Linked DNA regions of Homo sapiens: region 1 is linked to region 2. Evidence: read pairs that join two places in POLR2A ChIA-PET (ENCODE). Cell type or tissue: Panc1. All regions are shown on one strand. Links, peaks and the distances in the headings refer to the core of each region. The heading gives the core; the rest is flanking DNA. Region 1 has its middle 29 kb from the start of FAM9C. Region 2 overlaps LOC124905248 (a long non-coding RNA gene).

What was found. ChIA-PET counts read pairs that join two places held together with the same protein. Peaks named below come from ENCODE experiments on the same cell type or tissue, not always from the same donor. Only the 100,000 strongest peaks of a DNase experiment are listed, where the experiment ranks them.
Region 1: POLR2A ChIA-PET joins it to region 2 with 6 read pairs; 3 of 35 experiments call an interaction of 5 or more read pairs at or near these places.

Annotation. Positions count from the first base shown.
Region 1 is chrX:13,013,031-13,017,426 of GRCh38, forward strand. No RefSeq gene overlaps it. Among named protein-coding and RNA genes, the nearest start is that of FAM9C, 29 kb to the right of the region's middle. RefSeq lists enhancers at 421-500, 611-780. In Panc1, for the core only: no CTCF peak of the experiment used is centred there; no DNase peak of the experiment used is centred there; H3K27ac peaks cover 2,554 bases.
Region 2 is chrX:13,386,361-13,390,756 of GRCh38, forward strand. LOC124905248 (a long non-coding RNA gene) reads right to left here. Exons shown (of 2, transcript XR_007068395.1): 2 at 1,191-1,457. Among named protein-coding and RNA genes, the nearest start is that of LINC01203, 53 kb to the left of the region's middle. RefSeq lists a silencer at 1,577-1,676. In Panc1, for the core only: no CTCF peak of the experiment used is centred there; no DNase peak of the experiment used is centred there; H3K27ac peaks cover 1,783 bases.

The DNA of each region.
Region 1 (4,396 bases), core at 69-4,068, 370 kb before region 2:
AGAGTGGAGGGTGCGGGGGAGTGAGGATTGAAAAACTACCTATGGCTACTATGCTGATTACCTGGGTGACAAAATAATCTGCACACCAAACCCCTGCAACATGTAGTTTATCTATAGGACAAACCTGCACATGTATCCCTGAACCTAAAATAAAAGTTTAAAAAATGTGTGTGTTGTTTTAAGCCACTTCGTTTGTGATCATTGGTTACAGCAGCAATAGAAAACGGACACACCTGTCAACAGAAATTCTGGAGTAATGGCACATTCTTGGATGTAGGAATGATATGTTATTAGCTGCACAGTTTTTTGGAAACTCCTTTACTCCTCTTCTCATGATGAATTAGTCACAGATGAATTAGTATTTTTCCCCCCATTTATCTGGCATGGATTGTAGTTGCTGAACTAAGGCAGCTATTTACAGCGCTCTTCTTATACCTCCGACTATGTTTGCAGAAACTTACATACAAAATACTGTTGCCTGATTCAGGCTGCCTGGTTTGGTTTTGAACAGGGTGTGTCAAGGTACATTCAAAGAGAAACTCTGACTCAAGGGCAAAGTGATGTTGATAGAGTCCAACTCAAAATATTTAGAGAAAAAGATGGGTATAGTCAGACAGTGGGCTTTCTCCCTTGTGTTTTCAAGGTTTTCCTGAGAACAACAGACATATTGTGGCTTTCCCCTTAGCTTACTATTAACATGAAGCGAGAGGTCAATGACACTGTCTGGCTCCTCAAAGGAGCTAAGAGAAGGGAAGAAAAATCCAAATTCCCAGGTAAACATCTGTAAAAGGATTTGGAACTAAGGATAAGGAAGTTCCGAGGCTTACTGAAAGGGAAGGGAAGGCAGCATTATTTACTGGCCATGGATCGTACTTCCTGTTGTGAAGCTCAGCACTGTTTCATAACAGCTGGGGGCTGCTGTCTCTTCTGCTGTAATGAGGAAGCAGCGTTCTTGGTTCCTCCATATTACACAAGTTAATGACCTCTACTGCACGGTGAAATTGGCATAGGGAGAAGAATGGGACGCTTGCCCCTGTAAATACAATAAAGCTTTTTTTAAAAAAATTGTGGGAATATCTTTTCATAGATAATGTTATTGAGTATGTCACATGTCCTTTACCCCTCTGTAGGCTCTTGACTTGTCTGGAGATTAAAACAGGTTAAAGAGATAAGTACTCACCAGGGACTGCCCCTTAGCATGCATTTGTTGTCACTACACAGCCAGGGGCTACAAAAACCAGCATAGTCCTTTAAAAAAGGAATTCGGTTCGTGTCCTTCTTATCATATAATTTTGCTACAAACCCCACAAAAACTGTTTTTGCAGCAAATTTGCCTGGAAGGTCGGCCAGGGAATTGTGAAACAACATTTTTACCTTGACAGGAGACATGATAACTTGCCCTTATCCTTCTGCAGATAAGTCATACTGTGGCTAGGTTCACACATGTGAGATACAGTGAAAAACTGAAGAGACTTCTTGGATATCTCATTGGATAAATGCTCAAAAATCTAGATTTTTTTTGGCAAAAAGGTCTTTCAGGTTAGCAGACAGAGGTTGGCTTTCCTTATCACACCGTGTGAGTTCAAATTCAGATTGGGCTATTAACAAACTGTGTGGCCTTGACTAAGTTAATTAACATCTCTGTGCTTCAGTGTTCTCAACTTTAACGGAGAGAGTAGTAATACATATGCCATATTCTTGGTGTGAGAATTAAGTAAGGCAACATATGAAGCCCACAGAACAGTGCCTGATACTATAAAATGCTCCATCAATGTTAGCTATTTTAATTAGACAGAATGGATGTAAATTCGTGATTGAGGAATAGAAGGTACAGAAACAGATGAGTCATCAAAGGGAAGGAATGCTTGAAAGCCCAGGAAACACTGCCCACCCGCATGTATGCTATCATTTGCACCCAGCATTCAGGGTTCTCCTGACTGAAGAAGCTTCTCTTCCTGCCTTCTTCTCTCCTTTCCTTGTTTCCCATGACAATCCTTCTGGAAGTGTCTGCACCAGCCACACAGGTCTCCAGGGCTTTCCTATCTTCTTCCCCTCAGTCTCACACATTCACAAGGTTTTTGTTTTTTTTAAAAAAAATTATTTTAAGTGACTTTAGATATCTTGCTTGTGTTATAACTTTAAAAAATCTTGGGCTGGGCGCAGTGGCTCACGCCTGTACTCCCAGCACTTTGGGAGGCCAAGGCGGGTGAATCACGAGGTCAGGAGTTCAAGACCAGCCTAGCCAACATGGTGAAACCCCGTCTCTGCTAAAAATACAAAAATTAGCTGGGTGTGGAGGTGCACACCTGTAATCCCAGCTACTCTGGAGGCTGAGGCAGGAGAATAGCTTGAACCCGGGAGGCAGAGGTTGCAGTGAGCCAAGATCGTGCCATTGCACTCTAGCCTGGGCGACAGGGTGAGACTCCATCTCAAAAAAAAAAAAAAAAAAAAAAATCTGGACCAGAAACATTGCATGGTTTTACAAACTTATTCCATTTTGTACTTAGGAAATATAGACTAAATCCCAGGTTTTCAATTTCCTTACCATTGTGCCATACTAAATATTGGGGATTCTACTCTTCTAGCAGTGCAAATCTGTGCTACTCTATTCATTCTCCATCATTGCTTAAGCTTCCAGGTTTGGTTTCTTATCTCTCCATTAGATTCTAAGCATTCCAGGGCAGGGATCAAATGTAAGCTTTGTATTCTCAAAGGTATCTCAAGTTCAAATCTCAAGTCTGACACTGGTGAGAATCTTCAGTAAATATCTAATGACTTTTGCATTGCTTCAGTGATTAAATGGCTATAAAAGGCAGATTGTTTCCCTCCTACTGAAGGCACTGTGGATAGGTGCACCCATATCGAATGGCCCCTCACTATTGTGAGTGCTGGCTGTTTTCATCACAGTGGGTGGCATTCTAGGCTCTTTCCCCAGGCTTGGAGTCTCTCTCAATGCCATGATCTTAGCATTCTGCCCGTTGACCACACTGGAAGTGAAACTACATGCTTATTTCTCATGGTGGGACACAGTGCACAAGGAAGTAAAAAAAAAAAAAAAAAAGGGAAAAAGAGAACAGACCTACTTTGTTCCCCTTAATCTCAGGATTGGTGAATTACTGAGTTTGGGGCAGGCTTTAGAGGCTGGTAAATGACATGACATTGCCTCCTTTGTGGCTACTGAGTTCCTTTTGCGGGGGGATGGAAGACAGTTTCAAAGTTTTAACTTTGATCATCTTACCTGGGAAATGTAAGAAAGGCAGGACCCTCACCTGTTATGATGGAGTGCAGGGCCCAGGCAGGGGACACTGCAGGGACTTGTGGTGGCAACTAGTGCATTATCTTCTTGTGTCTTCATTTCTTCTGGATGAAGTTCATGCCGAAGACTTCTTAGGAAACCCATTCGTTAAGGGGAAGGTACTCCATTGCCTCACTTAGTTACATATTATCCTGGCCTTTCACAGCCTGGATTAAAGTCTGAGGCCTCTCTAATGCAAGCTCATGGTAGGATAGAATATCACTCTTGTCAGGCCATTCATATTGACTGGTCTTTGACATACTCCGGATACTCTGAAAATACTGCTCTGCAGTTGTCAGCATTTTAAAGGGGGAAAACCATGGTTAAAACAAACTAAATATGGCCTGAGAAGAACTCCATACTTCTATATTTGAGTCCTTGTGGACAAACTATAGCCTAGCTTAATAGGCAGACAAAATTGAAAACCTAACTTAGTAGTATGCACCTGTAACAATAGCTAAGTCTTGGCCAATCCCAGTGGCCATACTTCAACCATTCATACACCGCTGAGTGTTCAAACTGTGTTCAAATAAGGCATATGCCGAGCTGTAACCAGCCCAGTCGTTCTGGACCTCATTTCCCATTTCTGTACATAATTTCCCTTTTTTTGGTCTATAAATCTTCTTCCATCACGTGGCTGCACTGAAGTCTCTGTGAATCTGCTGTGATTCTGGGGGCCGCCCGATTCAGGAATTGTTCATTGCTCAATTAAATACCTTTACATTTAATTTGGCTAAAGTTTTTCTTTTATCACCATTGCCAGGCCTCCTTGGAACACCTATCTCCCACCATTCATTGCCTTTCATGGACTAAGTCAGGTACCACTTTCTGTTTCAGCCTAGAAAAAGTATTTCCTCCTCAACCTTAGAGAGAGGAGGCTAGACGAGATGGCAAGTACCTTCCAGTCCCAACATCCTAAGCATCTCCTTTCTCTTGGTGTGAAGTGATATAGGGAAAAGAAAGTAGGAGTTGGAGTCAGATTTGGATTCCAAAGGCAGTATTCCTGCTTCCTGGCTGTATAGAGTTAAGTGAGTCCATTTCTTCAAGGCTCAATTTTCTCATCTCTAAAATGGGAATGACGATACTAGTCTCAAAGTGCTG
Region 2 (4,396 bases), core at 212-4,211:
TTTTGGAGCTTCCTAGAGGAATCATGTCATCCTAAAATGTCAGAGCTAAAAAAAATCAGAGAAAACACTTTATCTACATTTGTGAATAAAAAGACCAAGATTCATAGTGAAGGGACACAGCCAGTTAGTAGCAGAACCAGGACTAAGGGAGTGACAAGAATCTGTTTGACTTCAAATCGCTGGTACTTTCCTTTTCAAAACCTGGCCAGAATAGGGAATGCCCTTTTGCTGTAGGACTGACAACAGACCACCATGTCTGCAGTGTCTGTTCAGGTTCAACCATGTCATATAACATCCCCAGATAGGGGGTATCAAATTCCTGACACAGCATAAAGCTACAAACATCCCTTTTCATTCACCAGCTCCCAGAGTCTTTGAAAACCTAGAAATTGGCCACTTTTGCCCTTCAAGACCTTCTGCTACTTTGTTCAAAGGAAGCAGAAGATCAAAGGAAAGTAGCCATGTGGAGGCTCATTGTTCAGGCCTAGGCTGGCTGAGTTTCCAAGGCCTCCAGGGAATTAGGGATTGAGGACCATGTCAACTTGATTAGACCTTCAACTAGCCTTTCAGGAAATAATTCTCTCATTTGGGAGCAAAGAGAGTACCTTTCTCCCCATACTCAGTACATTATATCTGTTCCCTTCTTAATGCCTTTCTTTTTTCCTCTCTTCCATGACGCAGAAGTAACTGGATATTTATGAAGACAGCCTCCAAGACCTTTCATATTCCCCCACATTTGTGTGTATCCCTGACACATAATACTTCAATTCCCTCAGCCTTAAAATCAGGCAAGTGTGCCTACATCACAGGATTGTTGCAGGATTAAATGCAATGCTTTATTAAGTGAGTTGGAGACTCTGGGTTTATTCATTTCCTAAGGGACTTTCTGACACTAAAACACACACTAGCCAAATAGTGCTTCTCTTCCAAAATGGCAAATTACTTCAAGCAAAAGCCCTTCAGACTCAGCAGGGAAGAAGTAAAGAGTCAAATGTTACATCCACCAATACCAGGAGAATCCAGGGAAGTCTCTTTAGTTTCTTTTTCTTGTATTCCTTATATTGCTGTTAGATTATGGATGAAGGAAAAAAACTCCCAGATCCTAAAGCATGCTGACTGGACCCAAATAAATGACATTATGAGAGCCTGTATTAGTTATCTATTGCCTTCCAACAAATTACCCAAAAATATTGTGGCTCAAAATAATAAACATTTATTATCTCAGTTTCTGGGGGTCAGGAATTCAGGAGCAGCTTAGCTGGGTGGTTCTGGCACAGAGTCTCTCATGAGGTCGTAGTCAAGATGTTGGCTGGAGTGACAGTCATCTGAAGCCTTGACTGGGGTTGGTGGATCGTCTTCCAAGACGGGTTACTCACATGGTTGTTGGCAAGAGGTCTCAGTTCCTCCCCAAGTGGACCTTTTCATAGGGCTGCTTGAGTGTCTTCATGGCATGGCAGCTATGATATAAGAGAGACAGCAAAGAGGAAGTTGCCATGCTGACACCATCTAGTCTCAGAAGCCACACACCACCACTGCTGCCATATTCTATTAGTTAGAAGTGAGTCACTAAGTCTAGCCCATGCTCAAGTGGAAGAGAATGAGTCTCCACCCTTGAAAGGGAAAAGTTTCAAATGTGTTGACCTATTTTAAAGCTACCACAGGGCAGCTGTCTGGGTGGCTCCTTCATCAGTTTTCTTGCAACACTTCATATCAGCTCTCTGTACCTGCCAAACTTCAATGATTATAAATGTATGAGTCTAGTCATGTATAAAAAGCTCTGAAAAATTAGGTAGAAGAAACTTCAAATAGTTTAATAAGCTTTGCATTGCATTTTCATTCCCCTTTGGTTGGATTTTCATTGGAATGTGGATTTCTATAAACTACATATTAAAACTCCCTTTATGGGTCATTGCTAATCTAAAACTTATGGTGATTTAGACAGGGATTGGATTATAAAATAACTTTGTCCATAAGCACAAATAAAAAAGTGTAAATGAGATCTGAGGAACAGTGTTTACATACTTTAATGAGGTCATTGCTTTCAGGCACTTTATGGGCAAACTTTCCATTTAATTAAATCACAGAGGCCAGATTTAAGCTGACACTTTAAAATGTTCATTAAAAAAATTATCCTTTTTGTACCCTGGACCCAAGGGAAAGATCATGAAGTATGTGCTATATGCACAACTATGTCCTGAGAACAATGAATCAGCTGTTTTTTAAGGCTATTTTTCTTTGTTTGCATTTTCCCCTAAATTCTATTGTAAAAAATTTTAAGCATGCAGAAAAATTGAAAGAATAACACAATAAACACTTGGTTATCCTCCACCTAGATTTGATCATTTTGACATTTTGCCAAATTTGCTAATTCTCTCTCTCTGCACACACACACACACACACACACACACACACACACACACACACAGAGAGAGACATAGATGCACAAAGCCTATAAAAGCATCGCCTTTTTGGAGGTGCTGACCCATTTGAAAGTAAGTTGCAAATAATACCATCACTCTTCACCCGTAAATATATCTCCCAAGGAAAGGGGACATTCTCCTATATAACCTTAATACCGTTGTCATATTTAAGAAGATTAATAATAATCCCATTACATGGCCTTCGCATGCAAATTTTCCAGCTGACAAGTCAAAAAGACGCAGAAGCCAGCTTAAGGGTGTTCCTACTGATGAAATTAGGAAAAATTTGAGCATCAGAATGAATGACAATAAAGGAGTATAGCCCATTAAATGAAAGAAGGATCTGTGTGTCCATATTTATATAAATAAATGGTGGGGAGGCAAGGGGAAAAAACATTGTCCTTGTAGTAGAAAACCACCTATTAAATAGAAGGAACAATGGGATAAGAAAAATTACGGTCATAATAAAAATCGATTTAGGCAAGAATCATCAATGGATACTAAAATTAGTGGGTGGAAGCTTGAGGAGTATATTGTATTAGTTTCCTACTACTGCTGTGACAACTTACCACAAATTTTGTGGCTAAAACAATGCAGATTTATTATCTCACAATTCTGTAGGTTAGAAGTCCAATGCAAGTCTCCCAAGGCTAACGCCACCATGTTAGCAGGGCTGCATTCCTTTCTGAAGCTCTAGGGAAGAAGCCCTTTCCTTGCCATTTCCAACATCTAGAGGTATATATATAGCGTATTTTTATTTTCTCTATTTTTAATGCTTTGACATCTTGGGGGCTTGGTGACCCTGGAGCTCTTCCAAGGGCTAGCTAATCCCTAGAGATAGTAGAGGATTTGACTGCAAGTGTGCCTTTCTAATGCAAACCAACTAATCCAAAGCCCACACCCACAACTGCCTCCTCTATTGAGCTCTGACACCCTGGGCCACCACTACCCTGCCTTAATCACCCAGGCTAGGTGCCAGACACTAGAGACAGCCCTTACACCTCAGAGTCCACTGAAATTATTCAAACTAGCTGATCTAAACCTGCTTACCCTGCCTCACCCATTTCTTCCAATGGAAACCACAATAAAGGCTCTTGCCCACATTTTCACCTTGCACTCTCTGCCTCCTGACCAACTGATAATAGTTTGGATGTGTGTCCCTGCCCAAGTCTCATATTGAAATGTAATACTCAGTGTTGGAGTTGGGGCCTGGTGGGAGGTGATTGGATCATGGGGGCAGTTTTCTCATTAATGGCTTGGCACCATCCCCCTTGGTATTGTCCTCATGATAGTGAGTTCTTGTTAGGTGTGGGTGTTTAAAAGTGTGTAGCACCTCCTCCCTCACTCTCTTGCTCCTGCTCTGGCCATGTGACATGCCTGCTCCCCCTTTCCATCATGATTGTAAGTTTCCTGAGGCCTCCCCAGAAGCTCAGCAGATACAGCATCATGCTTCCTATAACAGCCTGCAAAACCATGAACTAATTAAACCTCTTTTCTTTACAAATTACCCGGCCTGAGGTATTTCTTTTTTTCTTCTTCTTCTTTTTTCTTTTTTTTTTTTTTGAGATGGAGTTTTGCTCTTTCACCCAGGCTGGAGTGCAGTGGCATGATCTCGGCTGATTGCAACCTCCATCTTCTGGTTTCAAGCGATTCTCCAGCCTCAGCCTCCCGAGTAGCTGGGATTACAGGTCCACGCCACTACCACCTGGCTAATTTTTGTATTTTTAGTAGAGACGGGGTTTCACCATGTTGGCCAGGCTCATCTTGAACTCCTGACCTTGTGATCCAACTGCCTCAGCCTCCCAAAGTGCTGGGATTACAGGGCGTGAGCCACCACGCCCAGCCCCTGAGGTATTTCTTTATAGCAGTGTGAGGACGAACTAAAACACCAAGCCCAGTGCTTCCTCATGTAGCCCCCATAATTTGGCATGTCCCTACTCTTGGGATCTGCGAGTATAACAAAGTATTTTTTCAAT